Linked DNA regions of Mus musculus: all the other regions are linked to region 2. A link is a loop called in an ENCODE intact Hi-C map of the cell type or tissue named here. Cell type or tissue: heart. All regions are shown on one strand.

Region 1 (8,000 bases), 230 kb before region 2:
AGGCAGTTAGTTACACCTATAATAGACTTGACACTATTTCACTGCTGGATAGCTTTCCTGGATAGTCATTATTATACACCCAAAGTCCTCATCTGATTAAGATTTCTCATGACAAATTTTTCTAGTAGCTTGCACACCTTTTGACTCTATGAAGACTAACTACTAGGGAGGTAGCCGTCAGCTTAATTAACGCTTGACTTTTCTATGTCTTGCAGCTGCTAAAAACAGCTTAATCCACCCACATGGGGTAACTTCATTCAAACTCTTTTTTAAAATTCATGTTTAACTATCTACAAAATATCAGCTTCCCTTAAAGCTTTGTAATGCACTGTTCACTTTGGTTGATCATCTACTCCACTCTACTTTGCCAAGTCTCCTGGGACCCCCTCACCACTTACCCACTCACAAACCTATCCATTGACAAATCTATCCATACCAAGTATGTCCCTTTCCACTTTCATATCACATGCATTGTACTGCTTCCTTACCTCTTAAGGAATCCTTTTTCCTCTCTCCTGTGCCTTTTTTAGTTTCAGTGGCTCTATACACACTCATCCCTACATAATTGCACATACATAAAAAAATAGATACTAGAATCTACATATGAAGTCAAGCATGAAGTGTTTATATTTCTGGAGCTGAGTTTCAGAACATAATATTATTTTCTAATCCCACCCATGTATAGAAATTTTCCTATCTTCATGTTTTTGTTTTGTTTTGTTTTGTTTTTGTTTTTTGAGACAGGGTTTCTCTATGTAGCTCTGGTTGTCCTGGAACCCACTCTGTAGATCAGGCTGGCCTCTAACTCGGAAATCCACTTGCCTCTGCCTCTGCCTCCCAAGTGCTGGGATTAAAGGTGTGTGTCAACACTGCCAGCCCCCTATTTTCATTTTTTAAGACTGAAAAAAATTTCATTGAATATGTGTATGTTGTTTCCATCATCTGCAGACTTGTATATTTTTGTTAGGTATTTATTTCATTTATATTTCCAATGCTATCCCAAAAGTCCCCCACACCCTCCCCCACCCACTCGCCCACCCACCCACTCCCACTTCTTGGCCCTGGCATTCCCCTGTACTGAGGCATATAAAGTTTGCACAACCAATGGGCCTCTCTTTCCACTGATGGTCGACTAGGCCAACTTCTGATACATATGCAGCTAGAGACACGAGCTCCGAGGGGTACTGGTTAGTTCATATTGTTGTTCCACCTATAGGGTTGCAGATCCCTTTAGCTCCTTGGTTACTTTCTCTAGCTCCTCCCTTGGGGGCCCTGTGATCCATCCAATAGCTGACTGTGAGCATCCACTTCTGTGTTTGCTAGGCCCAGGCATAGTCTCACAAGAGACAGCTATATCTGGGTCATTTCAGCAAAATCTTGCTAGTGTATGCAATGCTGTCAGCGTTTGGAAGCTGATTATGGGATGGATCCCCGGGTATGGCAGTCTCTAGATGGTCCATCCTTTCGTCTCAGCTCCAAACTTTGTCTCTGTAACTCTTTCCATGGGTGTTCTGTTGCCAATTCTAAGAAGGGGCAAAGTGTCCACACTTTGGTCGTCGTTCTTCTTGAGTTTCATGTGTTTAGCAAATTGTACCTTGTATCTTAAGTATTCTAAGTTTCTGGGCTAATATCCACTTATCAGTGAGTACATATCATTTGAGTTCTTTTGTGATTGGGTTACCTCACTCAGGATGATGCCCTCCAGCTCAATCCATTTGCCTAGGAATTTCATAAATTCATTCTTTTTAATAGCTGAGTAGTACTCCATTGTTTAAATGTACCACATTTTCTATATCCATTCCTCTGTTGAGGGGCATCTGGGTTCTTTTCAGCTTCTGGCTATTATAAATAAGGCTGCTATGAATATAGTGGAGCATGTGTCCTCCTTACCGGTTGGAACATCTTCTGGATATATTCCCAGGAGAGGTATTGTGGGATCCTCCAGTAGTACTATGTCCAATTTTCTGAGGAACCACCAGACTGATTTCCACTTTAATCATCCTGTCATTTGTTGATAGATATCTAGGTGGATTCCATCTATATCCTTCCTATTATAAATAGATCAACAATGAACATGAATTTCCATATTTGCAAGTATATGCATGAGTATAGGGCCACCTATGGACATGTAGGCAGCCTATCAGTGGCCACTGATTCTCATCCCCCAAAAGCCATCAACTTCCAACAGCTCCTCAGCTAAGGGTAGGGACCTCTTCATGTGTCCTTTCCCTACCTATGCTGGTGTCTGATTTGATCTCATATGGGTCCTTTGCAAGCAACCATAACCAGTCTGAGGTCATTACTGCAAAAAACCCTGCCATGTTCAGAACACACTGTTACATATTGGTCCTCTCTAACCTTTAGCTCCTATAATTTTTCAACCACCTCTTCTTCCATAGCCCCTAAGCCTTGTGGGTAGAAGGTAACTTAGATATCTCATTTAGGGTTGAATATTTTACAGGCACTTATTGTATGCACTTTGTAAGCCTTTGTACTAACTACCATGCACCACTAAATGTTCCCTTGTCAGCTTATTGCACTAGAAGGTACTGGTTCTGGTAAAGATAGGGTCTGGTAAAAGGAAGTTAATCCATTGGAGGCATAAACCTAAAGGGGATATTGGGAAACTAGATTTTTTTCTATCCTGGTTTCTCATCCATCATGGAGTGAGTACCTTTCTTTTGCCACAAACTATTCCATGAACTGTCTAACTACAGGCCCAAAACAAAAGAGATAAGCACAAACTAAAATATCTAAAACTATGAGACAGGAAGAAAAAACTAACATGGAAGGCAAACCCAAATAGGTCTTAAGTATCTCTAGCATCAAATAAAATGTATATGAAATGAACAAGCATAAAATAAAGCATGCATGTACTTTATCTTTAGAGACTTCTTGGACAGTTAGCAAACATCTATGTGGTGGTTTGAATAAGTATGACCTTCATAGAGTCATGTGTTTGAAAACTCAGCCCAAAGGGAATGGCACTACTATGGAGGCTTGGCCTTCTTGGAGTAGGTGCGGTCTTGTTTGAGGACCTGTGTCACTGTTGGGGCAGGCTTTGAGGTCTCCTATGCTTGAGCTCTGTCCAGTATGATAGTATCCTTCTGCCTGTGGATCAAGTTGCAGAATCCTCAGCTTCTTTTTTAGTATCATGTCTGCCCGCATGATGTCATGATTCCTGCCATGATGATAATGGACCAAATCTCTGAAACTGAAAACAAGCCCCCAATTAATGTTTTTCTTTGTAAAAGTTGCTGTGCACATGATGTCTCTTCACAGCAATAAAACCATAACTAGTAAAATCTATAAAAGTATAAAAGAGAAAGCATCAATTAATCTATATCTAATTTTAGAAAGGAAGAGTGCTGATTAGATAAGGTTACATTAGATTTAATTTAATAATTTTAACTATAACAAATAAAGTGTTTTCTCAAGGTGGAAAACAATGGACAGACTCTAACAAAGATTTTGATTATAGACAAACAACGTCCCATCACTCCTAAAACAGAATAGAACTCATAAATAAATTCATCAATCAAGAAGAAAGACTTCCCCCACAAGAGGGCTAAGAAAGCACAGGTATAAGACTATCATTTCAAGTTCTATTTAGACAGGAAATGAGATTTTGATTTGAACCAATGTTTATTTTCTATTTTCTGCATGCTTGACATGTTAGGCTTCAAATGAACACATCAATATCATGCATGGAATGTAGCAGAGGACTTTCTTATCTGGCCTCATTGGTAGAGGATTCACCTAATCCTGTAGAGACTTGATGCCCCAGGGAAAGGGGATGTGTGCAGGCAGGGTGGAACTGGGTGGGTGGGTTGAGGGAGGTGGGGTGGGGGAATCACTCTCTCTGAGGCAAAGGAGAGGAGGGATTGGGTGGAGAACTCTTGGAGGGGAACTGGAAAGGGAGGCAACATTTGGAATGTAAATAAATAAAACATTTTTTAAAGAATTACATGTATGGTTCTCTCTCTCTCTCTCTCTCTCTCTCTCTCTCTCTCTCTCTCTCTCTCTCTCTCTCCCTCTCTCTCTCTCTCTCCACTCCCCTTCTGCTCCCCTGCCACCCCTTTGTCTCTCCCTCAAAATAAACCTCTTTCACGTGGAAAAAAATTACATGCATGGTACAAAGACTGAAATTTTTCCTGGCTTTTTATCTAAAAACAGTTTATGAACAAATTAATTATAAATTGGAGTGTTGGTTCTCAATCTATATCTCCATTCATCAAATTTCATATTTCTTTGTTTTTTCGTTTTTTTTAACCACACCCAACAAACAGAGAAATGAGTAAAATCTGGTGTCTAAGACCACCTGTTTTGGAGTCAAAAAATTTAGATTCAAAATTTTGCTCTTCTTCTTCTCAAATTACCAACTGTGAAAATGTCATTGTAGTCCAACAATCCTCAGTTTGATATATAATGAATAATAGTAATGCTTTAAATGGTTAAATGAAATGGTACAATGTAAATACTCAGTAATACTGCTGTGTTATGATTGAAATATGTGGGTCTTCTCTAGTCAAGTATCCAAAAGCTCCTTTTCTTTATAAAAAAAAAAAAAAAAGAAAAGAAAAAAGAAAAAAAAAAGAAAGAAAAAAAACATGATTGCAGTAACAACATAAGTTAAAAATGGGGAAAGTAAGTCACATATTAATTTTGATAGAAATTTTTTGCATATTTTCCCTTATCTAAATTAGAAAAGAACATGCAGTAGTCAACATGGTCAACTGGGAAAGAAAATAGATTTCAGCCTAGCTTCAGTTATTTCATCCTTGAGGATTGATTCACAATTTCCACTTTTGTCCACTAGGTGACACAGTAGGTAAAATAGTCTGGCAATTTTGCCAATATTTTATAGACCATAGCATGTATGCAGATTGTTTTCTGAGTTTGAATCAATTTGCAAAACATATAATGAGAGTGAGAGGAAAAACAATAAACAAATAGTATTGAGGTACAATTAAATGAGTGAATTTGCATAATTTGGAGAAACAAAATAGAAAATGTCACTTAAAGAAAAAACATCTAAATAATTGTGCTTTTTTGTATTAAGCACACAGCAGCAAAATAACATAAAATCAAATTTCCTTAAATAGATGTTTCAAGTATCAATTTGAAAACTAGGTCATCAGATAATACAATTTCTAAAATCCAATATGGCTTTATTATATGAATCCCAGAATTTTCAGAACAAAATTTTAACATCAGAGCTTCCATTATTTCTTTATTTTGTATTTTTTCATGATATATCTTTAGCTTTGTTGAAACATTATATGAATTTACTTTAATTTCAAACTAAATTTTATTAGAAGTGCTCATTATAGAAATTATAGGTTGAAGATAAGATTATTCATAAAAATAAGAATGGAATTGTTGGTCAAAATAAGTCAAGCTTTATAAAACAAGGGCAAACTCTTACCCTAGATATTTTTGTCTACATTTAAAACTATGGCTTTCTATATTCATCAGATCTTGCATTTTTAAATCAATAACACACACTGAATTTTATGTATTGGTGATAACAACGGTATATTACTGGTGACACTATAAATACAGAGTTTTCACAAACTAATGTGATAATATTCATCAGCAACAAATTGTTTATTACTAATCTACATAGAAAAGAGTTCAGAAAATTTGGAACCAAATATACAATATAGAAATCAATAAGGAAAAAATTGGACTTAATACCAAGTATTAGAAATTAACACAGTTGCAAAGGCTGGACATATAAAGTTTATGTGAATAATATACCCACCATGAGAGGTAGCAACTACCAGGCAACAAATTGCTGGAAATATATATCCCAGAATAGAAATGTTCCCAGTGGTCTTGAATGAAAATTTTCTATCAAATACATAACAAAGAAGATAAATGAGGGTTTATCCTTTCACCAAGATATAAGATACAATTTGCTAAACGCATGAAACTCAAGAAAAACGAAGACCAAAGTGTGGACACTTTGCCCCTTCTTAGAAATGGGAACAAAACACCCATGGAAGGAGTTACAGAGACAAAATTTGGAGCTGTGACAAAAGGATGGACCATCTAGTGATTTCTATATCCACTGATCCATCCCATAATCAGCTTCCAAACGCTGACACCATTGCATACACTAGCAAGATTTTGCTGAAAGGACCCAGATATAGCTGTCTCTTGTGAGACTATGCCGGGGCCTAGCAAACACAGAAGTGGATGCTCACAGTCAGCTATTGGATGGGTCACACGGCCCCCAATGGAGGAGCTAGAGAAAGTACCCAAGGAGCTAAAGGGAACTGCAACCCTATAGGTGGAACAACAATATGAACTAACCAGTACCCCGGAGCTCTTGTCTCTAGCTGCATATGTATCAAAAGATGGCCTAGTTGGCCATCACTGCAAAGAGAGGCCCATTGGACTTGCAAACTTTATATGCCCCAGTACAGGGGAACCCCATGGCCAAGAAGGGGGAGTTGGTGGGCAGGGGATTGGGGGGGTGGGTATGGGGGACTTTTGGGATAGCATTGGAAATGTAAACGAGGAAAATACCTAATTAAAAAAAGAAAAGAAAAGAAAACTATTGGCAATGGCTAAAAATTGTGTTAGTAGCTTCCCAAAAGATGGTACATTCATGCCCTAAAAGTAAATCAGAATGCTCAAGAAGGTAAATTTGTATAGTTGAATTCAAGATATAACTGTGTTGTACATACTAGGAAATATTGCGGAGAGGTGCTGTCTTAGTCAAGGTTTCTATTCCTGCACAAACATCATGACCAAGAAGCAAGTTGGGGAGGAAAGGGTTTATTTGGCTTACATTTCCATACTGCTGTTGATCACCAAAGGATGCAGGACTGGAACTCAAGCAGGTCAGAAAGCAGGAGCTGATGCAGAGGCCATGGAGGGATGTTCTTTACTGGCTTGCTCAGCCTGCTCTCTTATAGAACCCAAGACAACCAGCCCAGAGATGGTCCCACCCACAAGGGGCCTTTCCCCCTTGATCACTAATTGAGAAAATGCCTTACAGTTGGATCTCATGGAGGCATTTCCTCAACTGAAGCTCCTTTCTCTGTGATAACTCCAGCTGTGTCAAGTTGACACAAAACTAGCCAATACAGGTGCCGAATACATAGGGTTCAACAATTACCAATTTATACTCAAAGTCCACAAAGAACTGAGACTATTTAAATGGGGGTGGGGTGTACATGTACATGTTGGGGACAGAGCTTAATGTCACATATATTTCCTATCTCACTGTTTACTTTATGTTTTTTAGAGGAAGAGTCTTTCACTGAACTAGAGGGTTCATGTAGGTAGGGGTGTACACATTCATGTATATGTGTATAGAGTCCAGAGGTCAGTGTTAGATGTCTACCTCAGTCACTTGTCATGTGCCCTTCACTGTCTGCCCAGAGGGCAATTCAGAGTCCAGTCAAATAGATTCCACAGGGCTCTGGACCTGCCAGAAATGCAGGGAGTGTTACAGCTCTTAGAAAAGAAGTGAGTAGGTTTGGGTCCTTTTCAGGGAAGGTAGCTGAGATCTCAGGGCTCTCCTCAGTTATAGCAGTAGAGACAGTACCCGGAGCAGAGGCAGTGGCTTCAACGGTACTGGAGGTAACATGAGCCTGGCCAACCAGGTGGGTCCAAGGTCCAGCAATGAATGCCTCAGGAAAGAAAACTCTTCCCTAAGTGTTACAGCTCAGTAAAAGTAGTCAATCTCAGACAAGCCTCATTGAAATAACTTGTGTGCTTCAGTCCATTTGGACAGGGACTATACGAACACTGAGGAATGTGGTGGGATATAGGCATAGGTGTTTATTATTGACTGTGTTGGAGATTTTACTGATACTCTATTTGCATGGAGAAGGATTCCAGGAGTCACATTACCTGACTGACTGGCATGGTCCTTTCAGTGGGGTGTCATGGTTATATATATGTTCCATAGCAGGTACAGAAATGCATAGGGAGAAGCTCGGTTCCTGCCAATTTCAAGTCTCTGAGATTTCTGGATCTGA
Region 2 (8,000 bases):
GAGAGGTGCCAGAGCTCACTCACTCTGACAGCTTATTTAAAGTTGCCTTCAACTTGAGATTTACTTCCCTGAGTTCATCTTCATCATTTGTTTCAATTTACTCAGACTGGGCAGTCTGTTCCCTTAACAAGTCCAAACTTTGCCTCTGCAGTGTTATAGAGTAACTATCTCCACAAATGTTCAGGGCCAGATACCAAAAGCCTTCTTCAAATGCTTTTGAAAAGGAGCCTTCCCACCCCACCCCCACGGCATTATTAACTATAAACTTCACAATTCATATAATATATGCAACTTTGATTTGTAAATACATATGCATCTGTTTTCTCAATCCTACAGAGCTACAAAAATCCTTAAGGGCAGAAACTGTGTACTGCCACTTTGCATGCCACAGGGGGTTGCATTTATATAAGCGAGTTACAAAAACAAAAATCTAACCCACAAAATAATGATAAATAAGAATACTTGGAATGGATGCATTCCATCACTAACACATTTTCATTCTCTTCATTTTTCCCTTATCCTTATGAGACAATTCTTATATTGAAACCAATTTTCTCTCAGAAAATCAAATTACTGAAATATACCTAGGTTCTTTCAACTATGCTTTCACTTAAAGGTAACTAAAAGGCCATCTGGAGCCTGGTCAGATGACACATAACTGCAGGCCAAGGAAGCAAATGTAAATGCGCCTTTCAGTTGTCTTCTTGCATGAGAATGCAGTGTGAAGTCACTTGAGTAGGTTCAGTAGGTCTTAGGGTAAGTGGTTTGTTTAACTCCCCAGGCTAAACGCTAGGGAAGATGGGACAAAACTCGAAAGGATAGGCTCTGTCAGGGTGCGTTTTAGATTGGACAGATGGTTTGGTAATCTGTAAATCAATTTGGTTTGTTGTTTGTTTGTTTGTTTGTTTGTTTGTGGCAGGATGTCTATTTAGCCTAGAATGACTTGAATCTCAGCATCTCACTGCTACCTTGCCACCACCAATCCGGGCTAGTATTCTTTGAAACGGATGGTCTGCTTTTTCTTTAAGCTACAGGAACAGAAAAAGAGTTGGGGGAGGGGACACAATGAAGCAGAGTCTCACTAGGTAACTCTGGCTTGCTTGTTGTATGTAGACCAGGCTAGTCTTGATCTCACAGTGATCTGCCTGATTCTGCCTCCCAAGTGCTGGGATTAAAGCCATACACCACTAGGCTGGGGCCTAAATTTTTAAGTAACTGTTTAAAAGGTTAATTTCCTTTTCTGATTAGACTTTCAGCTTAGGGAATGGAGACTGTTGTTGAAGCACTTTTAAATACAATTAGCTCTTTCAACAACTGAAGCAAAGCACATCTCAAAAAAGGCTGCAGGGACCCGGCTTGCCTAGTTCCAGTAACAATTAGCAGCCCTCAGCACTCTGTTTTAACCGGATTTTTTTCTAAGCATATTATTCTTTTCTTTTCACCAAACGTTTAGGTCTCAGACTCTGACACTAGAGGGCAAATGGAAGATTCTCAGAACAGAAAGCTGCTACTTAAACACCTTCTGAGACTAGAATAGGTTCAGGGGGCACTTCTGTGGGCCAAAAAATTAAAAAAAAAATAATAAATAAGGAGACACCTCAAGTTTCAGTAATAAAGATAACGAATGGTTTGGTTTGGTTTTCTATGTAGCCCTAAATATCATCTTTGAATTACAAATCCATTAAAGTCACTGTTTTTCCTCTGGGTGACCTCTGTTATTACTGACTTCCCGCGTGGCCCCTTTTAATTCTTGCTAGATTCTCTCCAGGCGGAGTACTAGCTCTTTTAGAAGGTAGGCGGCCTGCAGTGGAGTCCTGCTCTTCCAGGTCCCGGATTTATTGCTACTCTCCACCTGAGGGAGGCGCGCAGTTCTGGCACCCTTCTAAAGCCAGGACCACAGTTCAGCATTGGCGGGAAGTTCTCACGACCAGAAACGTTCCCTACTCTTTTTCTGGTCTCTAAACGGGTGAGCCTGTCACTCCAACCTCGCCCTTTTGCTAACTGGGAAAGACTGGAGCTTCTGGCTCAATCCAGTCTCAAAAGGGCCCGCCACCCCGCGCGAAGAAGGAAGGGGGGTGGAGATCGTGGGGGGAAAAAAACCAACTGTTTGAGCTTTCGCTTGTCGTTCTAACTTAAAAAAAAAGGTGAAAAGGCAAGAAAACTGGATTTCCTGCTGGTCACGTTGGAGCACTAGGCGTCTGCTAAGTGCGTGGACTCCGGCACCCTAGAGGCAGTCAAAGCCGGCAGCATACGAGGGCTTCGGGCAAGTTCGCGGGCCACGCCTTCCGAACCGGCCACCTCCCCTCATTGGCCTGACAGCCTGTCACTCCAACCTGGCTCCCACTTCGGGTAACCATTCACGTAGTTTGGTTGCGTCTTGGCGTGTTTAATGTTGCCAATAACGAGAGATTTTTTTTAGGGGGAGGGGGGACGCGAGTACATATCGTGCTGCAATTAGTTCATTGAAAACTCAGTCGCTCGCGGAGCGGTCAGGCAGAGACTCCTCTCGGCTTTTTTCCCTCCTGCCTAAGGATCTCCAACGGAGAGCTGCAACAATGCCCAAAAGAAAGGTAAGTGAAATGGGAAGATAGACGGGATATTAGCTGCCGAAATACATATTTCCTACCGCAGAGATTTGTATCTTTTTGAAAGATCATTTTGGCTTCTAGTTTGATTTTATGATGTCCTGAATGGAAGGCGAGGGAAAGGTAGCGATCCGTCTGTGTTTGGTTTCAGAAGGTCTCGTATGCAACTGGTAGTTCACTTTTGGCTTGTTTTGTTTAAGGGAGAGAATCGTTTGAGAGGTGTCTCCATGCTGAATTACAAACAGCCATAGCGCTGTGCTGTCGCTTCCTACCCCACCCCCCTTCCTCCGCTTACCCTATTGGAGAACTCTTCTCCCAACCACACTTCCAGCGCCAGCTTCCTCCTCTACCTCCCGTTTTTCTCAGAGAACCATCCCGTTTGGGGGAACGAAAGCCCTGGCTTTCTCTTGTTTTTTGCCTTTGTTCTTTCCGTTTTCTTTTTTTCCTTTTTCCCCCCTCTTCCCTCCTCCACTTCTTGTCATGCCAGATGGCTATGCAATGGTAATCCTGTGCCATTAGGCGGCGCAGACTTCAAACTGTCCTAGAGAAGGGAGAGATTCACCGCTGTAATTAGAAACTTTAGATCTGAGAGATTTGGCACTCTCGGAACTCTCTAGTTAAAGGTGGAAAGGTGATTAGAGAGCCGCGTCCGAGAAACTACTAACAGCGTTGGATGGTGGGGTGGCGTGAGATTAGTTCACTTTAGACATGGGGAGTTGATCCGAGCTACCAAGGGCTACAGGTCTTCTGTAACCCTTCACTTCAAAATTCCTGTCTCCGCGCACATATAAGTTGAAGCTCGGTGTTTGTGTGTTCCTCCACCACCCCTCCCCCTCCCCCGAGTATCTTACAACTAAAATGGAATGCTATTTCATTGCTTGGTGAAATCATAAAATGAAATACTGTGTTAATGTAAAAGCCTTATGATTGTTTATATATTCTTGTGAATCCGTCCGCCTTCCGTATTCCTAGAACATAGAAATGAGGCTGAAATTCCTCAGTGCTCTGGGGCTGTATCATTGAAATAATAGCCTGGTAATTCCCAGGGTAAAGGGCTACTCAGATACCGAAAGCAATTGTTTCTAATCACCACCCCCCTTCCCGAGACTCCTGCCGCCAGGCTCTTTTCGTCTTGTGCAATGGATCTTGCTATTTTGCAGAGCTGACAGCAACCTTGTAGCAGGTAGTGGCGGGAAGTTTTAAAATCCGCCTCCTGCTTCTCTGAACAAAACGTTAACGTTAGAACAAAGACCTCCTTCCTTGAAAGTATGGTGGGACTGTTGTTTTGTATGCAGAACTTGAGGAGGAAAATAGTCCATAATCAGTAGAGCTGGTCAGATAGATACAATTGCATAGCAAACATAAGGCAAGAAAGGGAAACTGCAAGAAGCTCCGCCTTCCTTCGTCCCGCCCAACCCTTGTTTTGGCTTTAACATTAGAGCAGGTGGATTTCAAAATGAAAATGGTGTGTTCTTAAGAGGCCTTATTTATTCAAAAAGGTTACACTGACTCTTTGTAAACAGGTCTTAAGCATGACCTTGCATCTTGGTCCACGTTTCATATTACTAAAACAGTAGGTGTTGAAGAGGGGCTAGAAGCAGCACGTGGTTGCTGGACCAGGAGCCCAGGGAAAAAGTCACAAGTGTCTAAAGTTGGCGACATTTTCTGCTCTACATGTTTATATTGATGATCCTCTTTCTTTCTTTCTTTCTTTCTTTCTTTCTTTCTTTCTTTCTTTCTTTCTTTCTTTCTTTCTTTCTTTCTTTTTTTTTTTTTTCTCCCCCTACATAGGCTGCAGGTGATGTGAGCCAGGAGGTGAGTGTCTTTAGTTTGTGAGTTTCTCTGGGGGGAAAAATGTACCCATTTTAGAAACTAAAGACACATAACTAGGTAAAAATGCTGGTAGTTATATTTGTACCACATGAGCACTAATGCTGTGTCTAGTGCTGTGTCAAAGTACACTAAAAAAAAAAAAAAGATAGATGTTTTGCCTTTCGGACCCTACTGTGCTTGTCATAAAATCCAGAGAGCACCTTCTTAGGCTCAAATTCTGTTTTGTCAGTCAATTGGTGAGCAAGAAGGTATATTTTCATTTTAAAATGTGCTCCTTGGAAATAGCCATTTTGCTGATTTATCGCAGTGAAAGAAGCTTGCCATGAGATTTTATTCCCTTTAACATATGAAAGGTTTAGGGGTTGGATCAGATATGTCTATGACATTTCTTAACAAAATTTATAATCATTTCCTTAATAGCAACATTTACATAGTGCTACACCAAATATTTTCTCAGGAAAAATGATTCTAAATTGTATAATCATAATTCTTTTGGCTATTTTTTTTTCACTTCCAGCCAAAGAGAAGATCAGCCCGACTGTCTGCTGTAAGTGATGTTTATAAAATGCTGCCCATGTATCATGGAATCGAGTTTTTAGATTTGGGAAAGCCTGCATAATATTATGTTTAATACAGGGGTTATTTGGAAGGTTTATGGGAGAAACTTTACACATTAAGGAAAGGGTTCTTTTCCTAGTGCTTGGTTTAAATCATACTTATGGATTTCATTGTTAGTGCTCTTTCTTCGAATATGATTTCTACCTCGTTTCTTATATAATGACATTTTCTGATGCAGATGCCTGTGCCCTTTACACCGGAGTTGAAACCTAAAAGAGCATCAACTTCAAGGGTAAATATTCAAATTACAAGGATGCGGAAAATAATTTGTTTAGATATAAATTGTGAAAGTGCACACAGCTGATCCTTTTGTTTTCTTTGTAGCTTGCTTAGACAGAAATCTAAGGTACAATACAAGACATATAGATCTGCTGGGTGGTGAATATTTGTATATGTTTTCTGATTGGTAGCTGTGTCTTAGCATTTTTATTTGGTAGTTTCAATACAATATTGTAAATGTAAAATAAAAATGTTGGTGGGTAGAACCATTAAATGCATATGCCTTTGAGATTTACCAATATTCCTGGGAAAACGAAGGCCATAAACTGCAATAACTCAATAGTGTATTATAGTAATAGCAGTAAATAATATTTGATAATGCTTCAGGAAGTGCTATCATGTTTGTTGCTTTAAATGGAGTCAACTGATTTTATATAGACTTCAGTGCTTATATGTTATAGCTAATGACAGGCTCAAAGAGAAGTAAAATTAATATTAAGTTCACTGTTAATTGCTTTATAAACATTTTTTTCTAACAATTACAAGAATCAGAAAAGATTAAAGTTAAAAAAAATATTTGATGAGGGGAAGCCAGCAAGCAGTGTTCCTCTATGGCTTCTGCTTCATACCTGCCTCCAGGTTCCTGCCCTGACTTCCCTAGATGGTAGACTATAAATAATTCCTTCCTCCCTCCAAAAAGAACTCCACAATAATTCTGAATACTTACCTAGCAGGGGAGACACCATGATCACAGAGGTGGTTTTCCCAGGGAGAGGCTTATTATCCATTGCACTCCAGATGTGTTGACCCCTGTGATTTCCCCAGCTATAGGGAACTTGACTGTACAATTGCAGGTAGTGGGGGACTGCATTAGTGCTTTCCCCTGTGGGGGAAATAATTTTTGACATCATCTAATCTCATCATTTTGTGACTGAAGACACAGCAAACTATTGTCATTCTTGTAAGCTGCTTTGATATTTTTTATTTACAAAGCCCTTGTTTAATTATCTCAATCAGTCAATTTATATATTGATGCAGCACTAGTTATTGAACTGTTCTGCAAGTTGCACTGAGAGCAGGAAGGTGGGGAAAGTATAGGAGTAAACCATGAGGGGTGTTATATAATCATGCCCTGTGAAGAGTATCTTTCTCAGATCTGTTACTTATTTGTTAAACGAATAATAGCTTTTATGTACATTGCAGTATATAATTTCTTTTTTTTTAATTAGGTATTTTCCTCGTTTACATTTCCAATGCTATCCCAAAGGTCCCCCATACCCTCCCCCCCAATCCCCTACCTACCCACTCCCCCTTTTTGGCCCTGGCGTTCCCCTGTACTGGGGCATCTAAAGTTGGCAAGTCCAATGGGCCTCTCTTTGCAGTGATGGCTGACTAGGCCATCTTTTGATGCATATGCAGCTAGAGACAAGAGCTCCAGGGTACTGGTTAGTTCATATTGTTGTTCCACCTATAGGGTTGCAGTTCCCTTTAGCTCCTTGGGTAATATCTCTAGCTCCTGCATTGGGGGCCGTGTGACCCATCCAATATAATTTCTAACATAATTCCCTTTGCGTTTTCTCAATTTCCCAACAATGTTCGTGGTATTATCATTTTATATATGAAAACACAATCTGAGAGATTTATACCATTTCTCAACATCTCTCTATGTAAGTGAAAGATCTAGGGTTTAAACTTTTTTTTTTTTCTGGCATCTGAAATCTTCCTACTACATATACACTTAAGCAATGTACTTTCTTATGCAAACCAAAAAAAAAAATGTTTATATATATAAAGATTTAAACAGCTGCATCCTATGGTGATCTCTTCTAGATGTGTCTAAATTAATGTTCTAACATGACATTTCTCTTAATTACTACCGATGGAGACTTTATAATTAACACAACCTTCTTGTTAACGATTAGACTAGACAGTAATAAACTGAATTTAGGTAAGAGACATTCAATTTATCAGTCTAACCTGAAGCTGGGAATTGTACCTTGGTGGGCACTAGTCAACACTAACTTGGTACTTATCATTACACTCATCATAAAAGCATATTTCTTTAATTTATATCAGTGTAACAATGCATTTTTAATGTTGCTTTAGAAGTATCAGTGAAAGAATTATATGTTAATTTTATTGCTGTCAGATTTATGTGTAGTATGTTAAAGTTCTCCCTAAATTATTTTATCAGCTGCTAATAGATCTTTAGCTCTTGAATCAACCTAGCAGCTAAACTCTGTATTTTTTATTTCCATGTTGCTGGGCAGAAAACCAAGACCACAAATGTCGTGGAAGAAAACAAAGATGCAAGTACCATACCAATTCCTGAAACCAAGCCAGAAGATGTTAAAGACGAATGCAACATGGAAAATGCTGAAAATGGAGAAGCCAAGATTATGGAGGTACCTGGAAATATATCTTCTTGAAAACTTAACAATGCAAGTGAAAATAATCATATTTGCCTTTTAGTTTAAAAGCAGAACTAGAAAATGAATAGTGGTTCTGTGGTAAAATGGTATCTAAATAGAAAATGAATGGAACATATGAGCTTTGCAGGTAGTGGTAGCACAAGCAGTTGGTTAGCATTAATATTGATTTAACAATGCCAGTAAGAATGACTTACAACAAATATAATTCTCTTATTAAATTTAAGCCAAACTTTAATTCCTTTTCTCAACGCGTAGACTATTTGTAACTTCTTTTCTCAGAAAATGACATTTTATTTCTTCTATAAACTATCAT
Region 3 (8,000 bases), 1.2 Mb after region 2:
TAACATGCTTGCACTGCAAACCTGGGAGCTAGAGTCTGGATCCATAGAATCCAAATACAAGCTAGACAGACATGGTAGCTACTGGTAATCCTAGCACACAGGAAGCAAAAACAGAAGCTCTGTGGGGAAATCTCCCTAGGTAGACTAACATGCATTAGTGAGCGTTGGTGTTTTAGGATTAAATTCTACCTCAAAGAATATAGAGTGAAGACACGTAAGACCAATTTTGGGCCTCCACAGTCCACATTCACATAGAGGTGCATGCACACTCATCAAACCACAGACACAGGCACACACACACACACACACACACACACACACACACACACACACACAAGCACGCACACATGTATGGATTTGAATTTTACCAAATATATAATTTTAAAAGCTAGACATGGTGATATTGCTTTCTTCTTACTGTAACATGTGTGAGCAGAAGCAGGATGACACCAGTTTCTCTTGCTATTACTGTTGTCAATCTTGATGGCTTAATATATAGGCAATGTTATATAATTGTAAAGTTTGACTAAGTAACTCTACAACTGGGAGTAATTTTGTTCCTGAGAGAATATTTTGTGATGTCTAGAGACATATTTTAGTTATCATAACTTGTAGAGAAGGGTGAAGATTGAGGCCAGAAATGATAGGAAGCATCCTATCTACTATAAGATAACCCCATCTCCAAAAGAAGTATCCAGCGTCAAATGCCTATAGCAACATCTGAGAAACCTTTATCCAGAGATAAAATGGGTGGATCTATAAGAACCATGCAGCACTTCTCTTGCCTCTGCTTCCTGAGTGCTAAGTTTCCAGGCCTGGAACAGCACAACTGACCATATTGATTATGTTTAAAGTATTTTTGATCTGGCCTTCAGGATAACACTATCTACAAATCACTGAATATATAGATAGATAGATAGATAGATAGATAGATAGATAGATAGATAGATAGATAGATATCATTATTACTAAATGACTAAATGTAGTAAAATACAGAGGAATCAAATATTTATCAAGACTTTTAGTTGTAGCTCTAATCAATTTACCAGATAAAATAGTAAGTGCCATGTGAATGACTTTGATAGAATTCTGACTGGAGAATTAGACTAGGGTAAAGAGTTGTATAGTTACAACAAAGTAGTAAAAAATTAACTATAGGTAAATATACAGGTTCAGTGGCTTCTAAATGGAATATAAGAATTCAAGACAGGTTTTTAAAAGAGCTATCTTTTCCTTACTTTGTCTTCATCCACACTTCTCAAAAAAAATCTTTTACTTCTCCACTTAACAATTTTCTTCAAACAGTGCCTGCATGATAAAATAATAAAGAAAAGAGCTTATTTAATAGTGGGTTTCTCTGCACATTTATGCCCATATTGAAGAATTTCTCAATCATGCAATTTTCAAAATTATTGTGGAATCATTCTAAAGTAGAAAGTATCTCTAATAACAGCAAATGCTTTATTCTTCCTTATCATATCATCTTTTAAGAATCAATCAAATCTTTTAGTGGTAAAGTGTAATTTTAATTTGATTAGTCAACTATTCAAAAGGTTTCCTGACAGGGAAATTTATAAGTCTTGATTGCTTTGTGAGAATCCGAGGTTACCAAAAATATTCTTCTGATAATATATATATATATATATATATATATATATATATATATGTATATGTATATATATAACCATCAAATATCACCCTTTATTATTTAAATAAGAAAGAAATCTTAACACAAAGAATAAATATCTACATATTATTAATGATCCAATGTTTATTTTTCTCTTTATAGTCATGTGAATTTTGCAATCAACTTTTCATCTTGTCTCCTAGAAACATTTCTCATTTTATAAACATAAACTGAATGAGTTTTAGGTCACCTATGTCAACCAATCAGACCTATTCCTTTTGTTTGTATTAGTTTTGCTAATTTTATTTCTTTCAGGCGAATATTTTTTTTAAATCATCATACTATGTACTTCTGGCTGACCTAGGCCTTCGTATTTAGACCAGGATGACCTCAATAGCAGCACTTCTCTTGGCTCTGACTACTGAGTGCTAAGTTTCTAGGCCTGGGACACCACACCTGAACATATTGCTTCTGTTTAAACTATTTTTCATCTGCTCCTCTATTTGCCTTAGCAAATAGACCTTTATCTCTTCAGTAGCTCCTCTAATCTCTTCCATCAGTTACTTGAATAGTTCTTTGCTAGTACAATTTGCAAATGAAATCTGAAATGGCAGAACAAAAAGTTTTTCCTATTACGAACTAGAACGCTTCTCACTTTATACTTCTCTAGCATTTCCAAAACAGAAGTTATTTCTCCATAGAGAAGCTGTAAAGATTGCACACCAGTTAAGACAATTTGTTTCTCCTGAACTCCTGTACAGCTAGCCTGTTGTACATATTCAAAAGAAGTGCATTAGAAACCTAGGAGACCAGGTTGTAACAAGGCTATTTGTTCAAAACATGCTTATGCAAATCATCTTTTAAAAGCTTTGGTTGTTGTTCTTATTATTTTTGTCACTATTTTCTTATGGGTAAAGATGTCAACAATACCTGCTAAGGTTACTACAGAATATGAACTACTATATGAAGTAATTATGAGATCCTTTATAAACAGTTCAATTTCTTCTCAACTAAGGTATTAATTCAATAAAGAATTTATTATTATATACTTGAATATCCAATTATACTATGTAAATAGAGGAAAAATATTGACCTTTGGGTCCATCTCTGAATTTATTTTATCATAATTTAAAGAAGTTCAGATTATCCACCTGATGTTATAACAAGAACAGGAAATCTGAGAAAAATTATAAAGAGATACACTATTCCCATTCCTGGTGCATTCCTATTCTTTCCTGCAATGGAGCTTAGTTTCAATAAACCATTACATTTTCTAGTCACTTTAGTAAATTTTGCTAAAAAGCCACAAAAGCATTGTCACAAAGCAGTCAAAACAAATATTAATATTTAGTGTCTAGGATCTAAAGATTATTTTATAAATATTTTCACTTAAAATACTTATTCATGTAACTGACTCAATTATAAAACTGACCATGATTAAAATCAGATAGTCAAGAAAATATGAAGTTAACTTTGGGATTTAAAACATAAAAGACCTCATAAACGTAAAATACCTTCTAGGTGTTTAGTACAGACGATAACAGTTTTGTTTTGTTTTTTACTTAAGACAGACAGCAGCAGCAAACACTCTCTATAAACAAGGACCTTATAAAAGAGATACTTCTTGAAAAAGTTTATCGTTTGAAAAAAATTTTAATTTAACGTTTATTTTTATACATTGCATACCTATAACTCTAACAACAGCATTTTAAAACTCACATATGTTTAAGTTTTGGTAGGTTGTTCTAGTATTTATGGTTTTACTGAAGGAATGATGTTAAAAATAGTAAGTGCTAAGGGAAAGTCTTTCCAGACAGATATCTTTACCTTTAACCCCCAAAGGTAGTTTTCCAGCAATGAAGGCAACTGTTTAAGGCACACAGAGAACTGATGAAATTTCCAAAGCTTTCAGTTTCATAAGTCTTGTTCTCCAACTATAAAGTGAGATGCAAACCTAAAAATAACCTTTACACGGTTCTGCCTATTGAAATGATTTCTAGACTGTACTTCCCAGAACTTTGTATTGAGCAAGGGTTCTCTTTTTCTTTTAATGAAACACGGACAGTTAGAAAACAGTCTGAAGCTTTTTACCAACTATCATTAACACAAAATAATAAAATATTCACTTTTAAAGCCAGTTTTGTTAAAAAAAAAAAAAAGAAATAATCCTAAGGATAAAAAGTGTATGGCATTGTGCACATAATTCCACAGGTTGAATTTAAGAATGAGGTAAATGACAAACTTCTGAGATTTAGCAATTACGACAATTACACTAACTTTCAGAGTAATATATGTAATTTCTATGACACTAAAATTGAAATGCCACAAATCTGCTTAAAATTCCCTCTTTTCCTAAGTCCAGAGAGTGCTTCTAATAAATCCACCTCTGGACATTTCTGAAAGTCAAAGGAACGTAAAATACGCCAAGCTCTATCTACGACCACCCCCATTACTGCTCCCACCCATTATAGAGATTTTATATTAATTTTAGACCATACATCAGCTGTGCTTAAGAAAAATAAAATTAAACCAACTAATATGAGAAAAAATTTCGAAGCAACATTACCTCTCAAGTAGAGCCGGACTTTTCCTCCTTCCCCTTCAACCCTACAACTCTAAGGTTCAAGATTGTTTAAAAAACCTCAACATTACCCACCACACTAACCCCTCGAGCCGTTCTTTTACACTGTCAGAATTTTTAAAAAGTACTTTAAAAGTCCTATACCTTTGTCTTCACCCTTTAAGACTTAAGCTCTGAGAGAAAGGGATGAGGGACGACCAGGACTGTGTGAAATCTGAGGTACGAGGTGGGCGGAAGGCTAAGCGGCGTCCAGGTTGACAAAAGAAAGAACTAGAAGTCCGGTGGGATGCCGGACCAGGTTTAGCGCAGTTATCCTGAGCGCACGTGAAGCATCTAAGTGGGAGGGACCTAAGCTTCAGCTCTCGGACTCCACCGCCCCCAAGCGACCAGAGCCATCCTAACCGAAGCGACTCACTGCAGCCATGTTGGCGTCGTCCCAGTCCCGCCTCTCTAGCTCGTGGGACTCCACCCACCACGGGTTCTAAACCGAAACAGGAAGTGGGCTAGGATCCCTCGAAACCCGCTACAACCGCCACCCTCCGCGCGCCCAAGCGACCCACAACTCGCGGGTCCAGCCCCTGTCCCGCGTGTTACCTGCCCCTCCCCCTCCTCCCGCCCGGTGAACTCGAGAGATCATGTCGAACATGGAGAGTATCCTTTCTGTTGGTCAAGATGCTACCAGGGCCTTGGGGGCTGGGGAGGGGGGGGCGAAGGCAGGGGTGCTGGGGACACGCCCAGGGGCTTGACCCTTTGGGCCCGCACGTGGGGCGAGGGAGCTGTGATGCGGATGGGTAGGCTCCAGCGGCCTGGGGTTGGCCTTTTTTTTATTTTTTTTATTTTTCACCCTCCTCCTCGCTGCGGCCGCCGCCTCCGCCTCCGCTGCCATCCTCGAATGTGGGGAGGGTCAGAGGAGCCAGTGGACAGACAGAGATAATTGAGCCCGTACCGCCCCTTGTTGAGGATTTCTGTCACCTGCCTTATCAGTGAATTTTTGGCCTCTTTGAAATTGACAGGGAATGGTGCCAGGACCTAGGGGAGGCGACTGGAGTTTGCCTATGGCTCCAGGCGGAGGTGTAGGTTCTCAAAGCGTACGTGGACAAACTGCTTTTGGCGAACTGCCCTTTAATGACTGCAGGTGACTGGTGATGAGGTTGAGCGATTGCTACGAACCCTCCGAACTAACTGTGCTCGCTTTCTGTTCCCGCTGCATTCTAATTTAACACTTGAGGAAATTCAGGTTATTCCTGAAGCCATAAAGTCCATCAGCCAAACCTGTCTGGCCACTTGGGCAATTAGTAGGGGCTAAGAATAAAGCTTCCTGGTGACGTCATGAACACAATTTGGCTTTCTTTTTCTTTTTCACTACTTAAATTCCATCACAGAAGCTCCATGTTGCTGTAATTTTTGCTCCTTCCAGGGGTTGGCTTTAGAGAAAAATAAAATAAATTGCTTTTTCTTCAACTCCAAGATAGCAAAAAGATAAACCATGGGTTATGGTAACTGTTCTGTAGCTCGTGTTAAGCTCTTTTGGCGCTATTAGTCTATAAGCCTGAAGTACAGGTAAAAATGGTTTTTTGATGGGTTCAATTTTATGTCATCCAGTAAATCTTGCAGCACTAGTCAGGATATGCTGTACATTAAAGTGCTAGCCTGGAGGAAAGGTGCAGATCATGAAAAGATGACCAAGAGAGGTCCTGTTTCTACTGCATGTAAAAAAAAATAGTGACTGTAGTATAGTTTTAATATTAGCATAAAGTGACAAGCACTTTATTGAACTCTGAGTCAAAATATCAGTTTTATTTCCCAAGTTCCTTGAAACAACAGTTTTCTGAATTAAGGCATGGTGTTCATCCTCTGTCACCCACTTGACTCATTTGGGAAGCATATTGTCTCACCTTTCAACCCTAGAAAGGCATTTTTAAAGTAAAAAGAAATGGTAGTGCCTACTGAATTGTATTTTTGAACATAATCTGAAGTATTAGAGATTTGAAGAGCTTTAAAATTATTAGCTCTCTTTTTTTTTCCTAGAAAATTTGAAAGGATTAGAGGCAGTAGCTTCAAAAGCTTTTATTTCATGTTCTGAAAATATGGAAGCAGGCTATTTTTACTTTGTCTAGCCTGCCTTGTATTCCCAGTAACAAAATATGTAGTTACTATTTTTTCTTTCTTTCTTTCATTTTTGGTTTTGTTTGTTTGTTTCTTTGTTTTTGAGACAAGGTTTCTCTGTGCAGTTCTGGCTGTCCTGGAACTCACTTTGTAGACCAGGCTGGCCACCTGCCTCTGCCTCCCAAGTGCTGGGATTAAAGGCATGCGCCACCACGCCCGGCTGGCTGTTACTGTTTTTTCAATGAAAAGTTTTAACATGTTCATTTTCTAACTCCCAGAGTCCAGTCAAGTGCTGCTCCTATTTACATGGCTGTAGGCTCGTCCACGTCCACTCAGGCATGGGCAACCATTTGAAGAAAAGTGATTTCCCCCAACTGCAATAGCCTCAGTTGCTAGTACCTCCTCAGCTAGAGGTGGGGCCTGAGTAGTCCTTCTCCTCTTTTATCAGTGCTTGGATTTTAATGGGCTTGAACTTGTCTAGGTAGTGTACAGCTAACCATAACTTCTGGGTGTTCTTGTTGTGTATTTACTATAGCTAAGTCAGGTCCAAAACACTATATTGTATAATACTTCTTAAAAAATTAATATAAGTACATCTGTACCTAATAACAATGGCCTACTCTTTCATCTATTATGTAAAGTAGTAAGGTTTAACTTGATCCAAACTATATAACTACTCATCTTGGTTCATTTATGTGTAAACCAGACCCCCCCCCCCACACCCCCACCACAGTATAGCGGTAGGAAATAATATGGACTCAGACCTACCTTCCATAAATAACACGAAGTAAAATTTGAAAAACACCTTACCTTTTATAAAACGTAAAATTCTCACTGTACTGTTAGGAAGCTTGGCTGTGATTAAATAGTTTAGTTGCCTTTGATTAAGTATGTTAATCTCTTTGTACAATAGTAAAGCTCACTTTAAATTTTTAATTGAAGTCAGATTTAATTACTGTGACGTATATCTATAGGTCTTAGTGTTAAGTTAATTACAGGAATGAGAAATTAGTAGATAAATAATTAAGGGCTACTCCCATGGTCCGTGCTGTTGTTCCTCCCTTATTACCTCAGGTATATGTCATTTTAATATTGGAATTCAGTGTGATTCATTAACAGGAACTTTCTAGTTTTCTTAGTCTAAACTGATGTCCTTCCAAAGTCTAAGATCTTAGGACTAGCGTTTCCTACCAGTTACTCCTGTTCCTTTCTGCATCGTTATACCCTTTATTTAAGCATCTCTACCCTTAGAAGGTTGTTTACTTAACTCTTTCCTTAGACTATGAATTCCTGGGGAATGGGGCCATTTATCTTCAAATGCTCATTTGCATACACAGCGCTGGTCCCATAGTAGACAAAAAAATGAGCAAATGACTTTCTGTTAATAGTTAATTATTAATATAATTGAATTGGGATCTTTCTTATAGACCAAATCATATCATGGATACATGAAATTAAACATACTACTTCTATCTTTTAGCAGCTTTTGATCTGGGGCCAGAGGTCACACATCTGTGAATCTAAATACCAATTTAAAGTAACTCAGAATTCAGATGAATGCTAATGTGTAGACTTAGTTTAACATTGTATGCACAGTTTTGAATATTATTATGTCTGTTTTTCTGGCGACATTATCTGTAGCTATAATATTTTTAGGCATTCTGACTTGAGGGTGGTTACAGACCA

What was found. Peaks named below come from ENCODE experiments on the same cell type or tissue, not always from the same donor. Only the 100,000 strongest peaks of a DNase experiment are listed, where the experiment ranks them.
Region 1: it touches region 2 in a loop (5-fold over the local background); 4 of 42 quality-filtered maps call a loop at or near these places.
Region 3: a loop joins it to region 2, with 4 times the contacts of the local background. A loop is called at or near these places in 4 of 42 quality-filtered maps.

What each region holds. Positions count from the first base shown.
Region 1 is chrX:109,235,196-109,243,195 of GRCm38, reverse strand. No RefSeq gene overlaps it. Among named protein-coding and RNA genes, the nearest start is that of Gm6377, 42 kb to the right of the region's middle. In heart, a CTCF peak has its summit at 4,813 (motif pointing right); no DNase peak of the experiment used is centred here.
Region 2 is chrX:109,007,822-109,015,821 of GRCm38, reverse strand. It overlaps Hmgn5 (high-mobility group nucleosome binding domain 5), which reads left to right and starts at 2,442. Exons shown (of 6, transcript NM_016710.2): 1 at 2,442-2,570; 2 at 4,377-4,400; 3 at 4,936-4,965; 4 at 5,215-5,268; 5 at 7,526-7,660. The coding sequence starts at 2,556. Gm23322 (a small nuclear RNA gene) reads left to right here and starts at 5,975; the gene lies at 5,975-6,141. In heart, CTCF peaks have their summits at 1,834 (motif pointing right) and 3,102; DNase peaks (open chromatin) are centred at 2,301, 2,881 and 3,001; H3K4me3 peaks cover 2,691 bases; H3K27ac peaks cover 1,730 bases.
Region 3 is chrX:107,812,994-107,820,993 of GRCm38, reverse strand. It overlaps 2610002M06Rik (RIKEN cDNA 2610002M06 gene), which reads left to right and starts at 4,660. Exons shown (of 8, transcript NM_025921.3): 1 at 4,660-4,859. The coding sequence starts at 4,844. Tent5d (terminal nucleotidyltransferase 5D) reads right to left here and starts at 4,517. Exons shown (of 6, transcript NM_001163104.2): 1 at 4,353-4,517; 2 at 1,239-1,308. In heart, a CTCF peak has its summit at 4,590; a DNase peak (open chromatin) is centred at 4,673; H3K4me3 peaks cover 1,745 bases; H3K27ac peaks cover 1,239 bases.